Regions from separate parts of the Mus musculus genome. Here region 1 is linked to region 2. Evidence: chromatin contacts called from ENCODE Hi-C or POLR2A ChIA-PET data. All regions are on one chromosome and are shown on one strand. The core of a region is the stretch at or near the end of the contact, and the rest is flanking DNA. Distances in the headings are between cores, read along the strand shown.

Region 1 (5,698 bases), core at 970-3,469, 55 kb after region 2:
ATCGTCTCTCCTACCAGAAAACCTGTGGCACAGGTGTTTTGATCAGTGAGGAACCCTGGGATATATAAGATGCTCTTCCACATCCACAGACCATACAAACCTACTCAAACCCACTCAAACCCACACGGCTCCCCAAACCTTCAGCTGTTTCTAATTATCAGGGGGTTAAGTAATGCTTAAAGTTCATTTTCCTTTTCTCCTCCAAAGGATCTTTGAGTCTGTCAGGGGCAAACTGACTTGCGATCATCTACAGAACAGAGTTTGGAAACACTAGTCAAATCCCTTGTATTAGAAATGACACACAGGGTGGAAAAGTCCTTCTCGGTTATTGCAGGCGTATCATGACTTATGTTTGTTCATAAATTTACCTCATCTTAAGATGCCACTTCATCTGCTTATTTAGTTGCTATTTAGGGACAAAGCCTCACTAAGTTGGCTTGGCCTTGAAGTTAGGATCTTCCCAACTGTCTCCTCAGCAGCTGGAATAAAACAGTTGCATCCAGATCTAGATCAATAAACAATCCCTAAGATTCCCGCCCCCGACTCTATAGTGTGGCTATCTTCACAGCACACGCGCTTTAGATTCATATTTATCTCTCATCCTTACAGATGAAGCGCTCCAGCAAGCCCTCACATTTCCTGGGGGTGTGGGCTGCAGACAGGAATGGGAAGGAACACTGTGTAAATCGTTGGCAGTCTTGGATAAATATTAACACTAGATTTTGAGTGATGAGTCTGGCTGGCATGCTTATTTTTAGACTTTTCTCCTGCAAGGCCTGAGGGTTCCATTTGCTACTTCTTCTAGTCTACCTTTCTCTTTTAAAAGCTCTGCTTCCCCTTAGTCAGGAGGAGCCAAACTCACCTCAGGAAAGATTCTCTAATGCTTCCTTTCCTGCCTGGTCACGGAGTAGTTTCATAAACTGCTCTGTCCTCACGTACATACATACATACATACATACATACATACATACATACATACATACTAGATACGAAAAGGACACAGACAGACCCAAGAGTTTGTTTATTCAGTGTCATTGGGCACTGAAACTCCAGAACCACAACATAGCCTGACGCGTATGCAAAAAGCGGACTGAAACTAAGCATCTTACAATGTGTGCATTCAGGAGCTGTAAAACTAAGACAAAATCGGTGCATACCTAGCCACTGTGGCCACCACTGTTGTTATCAGCAGCAAGGCCAGGCGCTGATGCAAAGCAGAGGGGGAGGGGACCACTGGGAAACAAAAGAGTCTCCAAGTGGGGAGGCACACGTGTCCTAGCCTTGGAATGGCCTAGAGTGGCAAAATGGTCGCAGCCTTTCCCTCAAAGCATTGCTTCTTCTAGAATCACGGTCACGCCTACAGAGTGTTTCTGGGTGCTCCCAAAGCTGTTACATATAATCTTATTTTTGACCTCTGAAGGAGGCTCTGGACAAAAAGTCTTTTGGCTACTTACTTGGCACCGTAGTTTTGTTTTGTTTTTTAATTCAGAAGTCCGCAAACACTCCCCGAAGTTAAGAGGAACCCAGATAACGTCGGGACAGCCCTTAATTTGTGGCTGTGTGCTCTAACTTTGACCTTAGGCACCCACCTTCCGCAAGGTACAACTTCTAGAGCGGCAGGAGGGCGGGCAGTGCGACCCTGGGCAAGCGTCCCGGGAAATGACCTCAAACACCGAGCAACCCTGCCCCACCTCCCCTGGGCTTTCAGATCGACCCCGACACAAACCCAACACTGTTTACAAAACCAGGTTAAACAGACAACAAACCGTCCTCGGCAAGGACCTCCTTTCCCATGCCAGGCCAGCCACGCTGGGTCAGGGAAGGATCCGCTGATCGGCGTAGGGCCGGGCAGAGGTCGCAGGTCCCCAGCAATGCCCGGTGATGCTCGGCAGGACCCCGGCGGCGGGCACGTGCGGGAACCGGTGAGGGGCTAAGCCAGAGACCCGCCGCGGCCGAGCGCAACCCGGAAAGAAGCGAGGCAGGTAGCTCTGGGGACCCGTCACCTGGCAGGGCAACGCGGTGGCCACTTACGAATCTCCCAGGAAATCGTGGAAGCGGATGCGGCCGATGGTGGTATTGGCCTCAAAGTTGGGGGCTTCGTCCCCGAGAAGCAACCCTCCGGGCATGGCGGCAGTGGTGACGCTGAGAACAAGGAGGCGCAGCCGCAGCAGTGAGCAGCGGGCGGGCTCCTGCGGAGACCTAGATCAGTGCTGGCCGAGTGGGCGGGGCTGGGGCGGGGCTGGGGCGGGGTGGGGCGACCGCGAGTCTGGCGGCTGCGGTTCTTCACGTGGAGCTTGCAGGCAAGGGAGATTCTGGAGCTAAAGAAGGCCACGTGCAATAGGAAGGAAGCGCAAGACCGAGAATTGCGGGGACTTGTAGATCTGGCGGCTCTGCAAAGATGCTCTAGGAGAAGGCGGAATTAGCGCAAATCCTCTGACATTCTCACCCCTGTTGGACTTACAATTTAGAGGTCTTGGGGTATAGCCCTCTTTTACTATGAGCATCTAGTAGTTGGCTGAATGACTGACTACTCAGCCAACCTGGGTTTCAGAAGTTTTTCAGGATGTGGCAAGAACCAGACTTGTGACGTGGGCTAAGTCAGAGGAAGTGGCTTTCTTATTGCAGCAAACATTCTGTACCAATGTCAATAAGAGGGCAATGGAAAGAACCGTTTTTTTTTTTTTTTAAATTTTGCCTCCCCATTCCTGGAGTTCCTTATAAAATGCTCAACACATTATTCCTAAAGTTTAAATATAGGTTTCACAACAGGCTTCTTGAGATCGAGTGTATGCAAGTGAATTCCCACCTGAAGAAATGGGACATTTTGATCCACTGACTTCCTATTTCCTAAGCACAAAGTGGAGAAAGATGCCTGCCCTTATTAGAGACAGATGGCAGACATTCTGCACAGAAACCAGAATCTGTTAGAAGCTCAGCCTGGTGATCGCAAACCAGAAACCCCAACTACTCTGGAGAAAGGAGAAGGACTGTAAATTCTGAGCTACAGAGGAAGTTCAAGGCCAACCTGGGGAACTTAGAGTCTGTCTCAAAATAAAGGGGAATGAGGAAGCAGGTGTGCGGCAGGATGCTTGACTGGAGTGTGGGAGGCCCTAGGTCCAATCGCCAGCGCTAAGGTGTGGTGGAGGACAATGTATTAGAAAGCCCCGAGTCCTAGCTGGAGAAACTAAAGCGAGTTTATGTAAGTTAAGTGAGGCTACCTGGAGGTCAGCTTCAGATTGTGTGGCCCAGCCTGGGGAAGCCTGCAGGACAGTAGACTACTTAGAACATGGCAGGTGCTCTCAGAGTGGTAGCTATTATTAGATGACACAATTCACGCAGTAACTCTCACTTTCCTTATTGCTAGCTAGACACCGTGCGAGGCCTGATGTGAGACATAGTCCCAGCTCTTACAGGAAAAGTGCAGTTATGATATCATGTAAGGTGATATGGACAGGGGAGCTGTGAGTGTTTGTTGTTCGGTGTGAGGAATCCTCTGGAACAGACTCAACGGATTTAAAGGAAAGCGTGTGGCGGTGCTGAGTGCAGCGACCCACTGTACCCTGCGTTTTCATCATGGTGATAAGCCCTGTCTTTGTGTCTGCATGCATACTGGTCTTGCCTGCTTCACAGAGATTACTGCCATGCGTTTTAAAGTTAAGGTAACTTAATCTCTAGCTTGACTCCACCCTTCTGTTTTGAAAGCACGTATCTTCACTTTATTTATTATGTATTTTCACAGTAGGGAAGCAGGGTAGCTTGACCTTAAGGAACTATAAGCAGTGTTGCAAAGATGGGCTAAAAATCAGATACACCACAATAAAGAGACTGGATGCAGACTCAAAGTGGCTGATCTCTATCAAAGGCATAATTACATAGCCACCACTTTAAACTAAGCGAGTATAGTAAGATAAACACCTATTCCAATCTATAGTGCCAGAAGTAGCCTGCTGGTGGTGATTTAGTAACCGTGCTCTAGCCTTGGCAAAAGTTGGAATTCTTTAAAGGTAGAGATTAACATGTCTGTTTGCTTGATTGTTTTTCAAGACAGGATTTCTTTGTGTATCACTGGCTGTTCTGGAATATGATCTGTAAACCGGGCTGGTCTCCAGCTCACAGAGATCTGCCTCCCTGTGTGATCAAAGGTGTGCGCCACTGCCCAGTTGAGATTAACATTTTTGACAACACAGTTTATTTCACAAGACACTTAAATTTCTGTCTTCTGAGAAGTCCACAGATCTAGCATCAGAAGGCTATAGGCCCACTTGGAAACAGTGGTTACAAAATAGCCTTTTCTTTTCATGACTTTTTCTTTTCCTTTATTACTGTTTCTTCATTCTGTTCCTCATATTGTGAACATGAACAATGAAGACGATTTTATTCAAGGCAAAAGCCTGGTATAGTATATGTCCCTGTGAAAGCAAAGAACATTCTCATGTATTTAGTATGTGAATAAAGTTACAAGGCCACTGTGTTTGACCCTTGTAGGTAAGTGAGTTTGACCTTGCCTTATATGTAAGGAACCAGGACACTACAGGAGGACAGTGAAGACCATTTTCTCAAGGACCAGTGAGAAGCACAGTGGGAAAGGGAGGGGCTCGCTGTGGGATAGGCCAGAACATGGGAAGGAAACAGGCTAAGAGAACCCTTTGCTATGAAGGACTGAAGGCTCTGCCGTCAGGAGGAAGTGCTTTCAAACAACCTAATGGCTGGAGAGAACACCATGGTCCTTAGAATTATCTCCTGAGGGCTAACAAGGAAGTGCAGGAACTTCCAGTGGGATGGTGTCTGATTCACACAACAATTCTAACTGCTTCAAAATATCAAAATCTCTCTCTCTGTCTCTGTCTGTCTCTGTCTCTGTCTCTCTGTCTCTCTCTCTCTTAGTCTGTGGACTTTTAGGAAGAGGAAAGGAGGAAGGAAAAGAGGTATAGGGAGAAAAATCAACAAGAACAAAGTATATATTGAAACCCAGCACTTTGTGTGTTAATAAAAACATTAAAAAATGTTGGTTTAAACTGTATGTACATTTACCAAAAAGATTATACTAGAATATTCCTAAGACAATGTCATAGGGACAGCATAACTATTCACATCACCCATGCATGTTACAAAGGAAATGAATTGTTGGTAGCGATGCGGTAAAGGTAAACTATTGGACAGCCAGCAGAATGGAGCCTCCCTAGCTTCACGCAGTGATAGGGGTCAGAGTCTCTCTCTCTCTCTCTCTCTCTCTCTCTCTCTCTCTCTCTCTCTCTCCCTCACATGCCCCCAGAGGCCTCTTTCCTTCTCTTTCTGTCTTTTTCTGTCTCCCTTTCCCTGCTTCTACCCCTTTCCACGTTCCTGCTCTGCTCCTTGGCTCCCTTCCCCCAGTAAACTTCTTTTTGTCCTAGGCCTGTCTTTCAGGGGACCCCTTGGCAGGGCTCACTGAGGTGTTTCTCCTGCATTGTTATGTAATTATTATGTGTTTTATAAAACACAAAGGGTGAATACATAAAAAGAGTGTTTTGCATTCTCAGGACTCAATAACCACTTTACAACTCTTGATAAGAGTGTTAACTGGGCTGGAGAGATGACTCAGCAGCTAACAGTACTGTGTGCTCTTCCAGAGGTCCTGAATTCAATTCCCAGCAAGCACATGGTGGTTTACAACCATCTGTAATGGGATCCGATGCCCTCTTCTGGTGTGTCTGCAGACAGC
Region 2 (5,356 bases), core at 1,524-4,023:
CTCCACATTAAATGACACCCTGTTTTTCCTTTCCCAGGTATTTCTAAGATGTACACGGATATCATCAGAGGGGAGTCGCTGATCATTTGTAGTTTCACATGCATTTTCTTTGGAATTTTTCGAGGTCACTCAACTGACACGTCCATGTTCAGAGGTAAGATGGTTGATGTTCTGTCTGTATACTTCCTAAGATTACTATTGAAACGAAAGTGCATTTGTCTCTGCATCTTTCTCTATACATTGCTCTCTGATCAATTAAAATGAGAAGTGAGGTAAACAAGAAAATATAACCATATTTGCATTTTAGTGATTGCTAAAATGCAAAGTGTGTGTTGGATTGATCTGTAATAGGCAAACTGGGGTATATGGGAGGGATGGAAAGAGGAAAGGGAAGGAGGAAATGATATAATTTTACAATCTAAAAAAAAAAAAAAGAAAAGAAGGAAAAGAAATAATTAAAAAGACCCATCTCTTGTCCCTCAGCATGCATACACACATAGACCAATTGCATCATCCGGCCCAGGTTATCCCTCTAGCTGGGATCAGCATGTATCTCAGTTGGTGGATGCTAAGAGTTGTGCGTGGTCTTAGATCTGAGGGTGAAGGCAAACAACTAATGCATATTGGTAAAACAATCCTAGGGGGACAACAGCCAGATTTGTGTGGCTAATGGTGCCTGGGATGCGGAATACATTCCCCTGACAGGTTTCTAGATGTCTCGTTAGTAGCTAGAGAAGAATGGCAGGAATCAGCACAGCGTGAAGGGGAGACATGAGCCCTGGGGACACATTTGTGGTAGCTGCAAGAGGGGGTGGGGAGGACCAAAAGCATAAGGAAGTGTTGGTGGAAATCAGGTAGATAATTTTAAAATGGCTTATTAGCACGCATTAACCATGTAACGGGCTTAGTTATGCTTTCATGATGTGTTTCAATCGTATCCACTCCTGTTAGTCTCTCCTGTCTCTTTCCCCACACTCCTTGTTCCTCTCTGCAGCCAGCCCTCCTGTCTAATGTCTTTCTGTGTGTGACCTAAGGAGTTTCATTGGGATTGTTTACCAGCGTGTAAGTGGGGGCTCACTTACATCCCTGGGGAAGTCTACATTAAGTAGATTTATCAGACTCTCACAGGGCACTCTGCCTGAGGAAGAACAGGCCCCCTGTTTACAAACCAGAGTGCAGTCAGTAAAAAAACAAAACAACACAGACAAACAAGCCAAAACCCAGATGGTTAACTCACGTTTTTCTTTCTCCCCTTTCTCTCCTTTCTTTTATGTTTAGAGTTACACATAATCATCGGACTCAGCTTTGATGTTTTTGGAAGCACCATATGTGGCTATTGGTGTACGAGAGTCATCCAGATTATATTGACCGACCTCTTTAGCAACACACTGACGAACGTTGTTCTCTGTTTCTCACTGGTGTACATGACGTTTTACCTTGGTAAGGCAAACAAACACAAGAACTGCCATCCTACTAGAGAGCCTGGGAGTCCTGGTTTGCCCTGCTCCTTTCCCCTGCTTCATGTCTTCCTCCTGTCTGTTACCACCCCCCACCCACCCACTTGTGTTTTGTCACATCACCTCTCTGTCAGATCTAGTTCTCTCCTGGCCTCTCATTGTAACCTCATGTCTTTGCGCTCCTATGTCTGGGTACTCTTAGCCCTTTGAGCTCTATTCTCTAACCCTACAGTAAGTCCATGGCAGTGCCCTAGAAGCGGAATCGTCATGGAGTTGTTTCTGTCTGGACTCTTGAGCTGCTCACCCCATAAAATGGGAAAAGTTGGCGGAGAAGTTCCCGAGGGCTTTCCAAGCTCGTCATCCTTCACTCACTAGACTAAAAGGTCCTTTCAAATAGCGATCTTTTCTTGAATCTAGAAGGTGGGAAACGAGAGTGGGGAGATCAAGAGTGCTTGTGTCAGGAAGAGAAGCTGGGGCATCGGGTAAGTTGCAGGAGTAACTGTACCCAGCCCCAGTGGGCCTTCCGTTAGTTCAGTTTTGTAAAATTGGGACTTGAGGTGTTTCAGCTCCCAGGAACCATATTAACTATGACCAAACTGCTTTTGCTCCCCTCATACACTGGAGCAACTTTAACCAATGAAGATCTCAGCCGTCTCTTACACCTCTAGCTAAGGAAAGGCAGTTTTCTTTTTCCTGTAGATATATCGCCACCTAGTGGTTGCTTACTGCCCTGAGCCAGTCAAACTAGCGAAAACATTCACGGAATGCTCGTTTCCTTCAGCTTTATTTCTTTGCTCCTTTGTGAAAGTTTTGTGGATGCCTTACTTCAGTTTTTCCACCTCCCTACCAGACTGTGAGCCTCTTGAATATGAGTGGCGCTCATAGTCAGCTCTTCACTCGATTAGTTTTTCCTCCTTTCAGCCAAGCTTAGAGTTGGTCAAATGCCCGACAGTAATTTAATACGTGCTGATCGAATGAACCAACATTCCTTCTCAATGTGTTTTTGAGTAGACAGAATCCAGATATACTCCGTCAATCAGCAACGTTGGGAAATACTTAGCCTCTTTAAGCTTGTCTCTTCTATACAATCGGTCTAACAATACTCCATTTGTGTAAGGCACTGCATGCATTAATGAAGCTTGCTATGCTTGTGAGCTGCGGCTACCCTAGGGACTGGCAAGAGCTCCTTGTGTACACAGCTCCTCCCACCTCCTTCTGAGTGACAGTTGTTCCTGGAGGGGGGCGGGGCGTGTCTCTCTCCCCAATCCCAGACACTTGTTTTTGAGCCTTTGCCAGCTCCCTACTGTGTTCAAGACAGGGTGGCTCATAAATGCTGGTTCATTTCTTCTTCCTAATAGGAATGGAGGTGTTTGCAGCCAATATTTGGTGTCCCCTTAGACAGATTAAATGGATGATAGCCAAGGGCAGAGTGCCAGGACCGGGTCGCAGAAGGCGTTTCAGCCTCCCTTTCACGTTAGAGGATTCCCAGCCCAGACACACACGTTTTCGAGTTGGGATGGGACTCTCACATAATTAACAATACAAGTTCCTTATTTTCATTTATCAATATAACCAAAAATGTTCCGTCACTTTGGCTCAAGTCATTGAAACACAGACATGGGGCTGGCGAGATGGCTCAGTGGTTAAGAGCACCGACTGCTCTTCTGAAGGTCCCGAGTTCAAATCCCAACAACCACATGGTGGCTCACAACCATCCGTAATGAAATCTGATGCCCTCTTCTGGAGTATCTGAAGACAGCTACAGTGTACTTACATATAATAAATAAATAAATAAATCTTAAAAAAAAAAAGAAATGGAAATTGGTAGTCAGTAACTTTATAAAAAATCAATTTCTTGAATGTGTTCAGAAATATATTTGAAGTCATGCTAAGAACTGATGCAGTTAATTACAAGAATAAGCTTTATTTAAAAAAAAGAAACACAAACATTTGATAAAAATGTGTTTAAAACTCAGCAAGAATATATATGATAATAAATAAATCAAGATCATATACATATGTGTATATATATATATATATATATATATGTATATCAGACAAAAATAAGAACTAGCATGTACTCAAAGAAACTGGAAATAAGAGTTTGACAGTTGTCCCCTATCAAAACATTTGCAGAACTGTTAGCTTTACTCAACTTGATTGTTGAAGTTAAATTCGTTAGGAAAGTGCATATATATATATATATATATATATATATGTATGTATATGTATATGTATGTATATATATATCCAAAGTGAAGTTAAGTGAATAGATAAATGAAAAGAATTTTGATAAGTGGTAGACCAGTGGATTAAAATCAGTACTGTAGTAGTCACAACAGTGGTTAATACTGGAATCACAAGAGTGGCCATCCATTGCCATGCACATATGCCAAGGAACATATCATCTAAGTTAATGCTTGCAATAAGGATGTGAGGTGCTATTCACCCCACTTAACACCTGCTTTGCAGACGTGGGGACATTAATGGAGAAAGGGGAGGTCACATCCCATAAGCATCGTGCTGTGCCCTGTTTGAAAGCTCTTCCACTGCTTGCTTGGATGTTCTTTCTCTTCCTTTCTGTCTACTGTCACCCTGGGCTCCTTGGAGACTCTGTAGCCCGGCACCTTTAGTATTTTTGTGTTCTAACATTCTCCCTAGACTATGTTTCAACATTTAGAGCCCAGTGAATTGCCAATTTAGTCGGGGAGAGAAGGGCAAATGCTCCAGGAAGCAGCAACGCCTGGCCCATGCAGCACAAAGTCCCAAGGTGCTGAGCGGAGATTACGTCATTTCTTTTCCCACTCGCCCTAGCCTCAGTGATGATGCAGGATTGGCAAACTGGGTCAAATCTGCTCTGAGCTAAAAAAAGCTTTATGAAAAGAGCAGAATCAAAGAATAATATCTCATGGAGATGAAGATTATTTGAAGTCTAAAGTCTGTAGTATTTTATTGGCTAGCCAACCGTCTGCATGTTACCTCCGGCTTCTTGCAGCATCATAGCTGAGGAAGGTCCCATGGCTCACAAAGGCTGGGTGTTTATTCTATTGCCCATCTCCGAAGAAGCACTGCTATTCCCTGAGCTACAGCATTAGCCAATCCCTTGAAGCAACTTTCTAAATAAGAAACGCTGCTTTCACCTTTCCTACTGATTTTTTCCTCAGGGCGAATCAGTGTATAGATTTAATCACATTTAAATTTATTTCACTTTCTTCTCTCCCCAGTGGAATATTTCGGAATGTCAGGCATTGTTGCTTTGGTCACGGTAGGCCTGAATTTGGATTCTTTAAGCTTTAAACCGAGGATGGAGTTCATCATTACTAAGTGAGTTTCCTGATATGCATTCAGTATAGATTTCAGAGAATTTTAGTACTTGGCTGGTCTTGTCTTTGATGAGGCTAATAAAATTCTATTTATTTACATATTTCTATCTTTAACGTTTCAATGTGCCATCAGTGATCAGCATTATTGATGTTGTCATTATGAAGAAAGTGGTTTAGAGACAATAGTGCCTTCTCTACGTCACTCCGATAGACTTATTCTATGAATTGTTGGGTTTTTTTTTCCCCTTCACATCCACACTTGTGTGACACCATCGTAATGTGTGAAGGAAGGAGGTCAGAGCGAGATGCATCACCAGCAAAACTCTTACCTACCCTTCCCACCTGGTGTTGGGGGTAGGGGTAGGTGTGGGTGTAGGTGTTGGAGTGGGGTTGGGGTAGGGGTAGGTGTGGGTGTGGGGTTGGGGGTTAGGGTGGGTGTGGGTGTTGGAGTTGGGGTGGGGGTAGGTGTGGGTGTTGGAGTGGGATTGGATGTGGGTGTGGGTGTTGGAGTGGGGTTGGGGGTTGAGGTGAGGGTGGGGGGTGGATCAGTGTCTTCTCAGACCAATGGATTAGGCC

The links. A loop is a pair of places that touch in the nucleus more often than their neighbours do. ChIA-PET counts read pairs that join two places held with the same protein, here RNA polymerase II (POLR2A).
Region 1: a map of heart shows a loop between it and region 2 (2.2-fold over the local background). The contact joins the promoter of Prdx6 here to the enhancer-like site in region 2. A Hi-C loop is called at or near these places in 1 of 37 maps with a recorded cell type or tissue (heart). POLR2A ChIA-PET finds 5 or more read pairs at or near these places in 4 of 5 experiments (Patski and embryonic stem cell).

What each region holds. Positions count from the first base shown.
Region 1 is chr1:161,248,991-161,254,688 of GRCm38, forward strand. It overlaps Prdx6 (peroxiredoxin 6), which reads right to left and starts at 2,220. Exons shown (of 5, transcript NM_007453.4): 1 at 2,032-2,220. The coding sequence starts at 2,126.
Region 2 is chr1:161,193,522-161,198,877 of GRCm38, forward strand. It overlaps the pseudogene Gm6185. Among named protein-coding and RNA genes, the nearest start is that of Tex50, 37 kb to the left of the region's middle. Within about 2 kb of position 2,774, at least 3 of the 3 ENCODE cell types and tissues checked have a DNase peak (open chromatin) inside an H3K27ac peak, as active enhancers do; they include heart, where a contact is called at or near this core.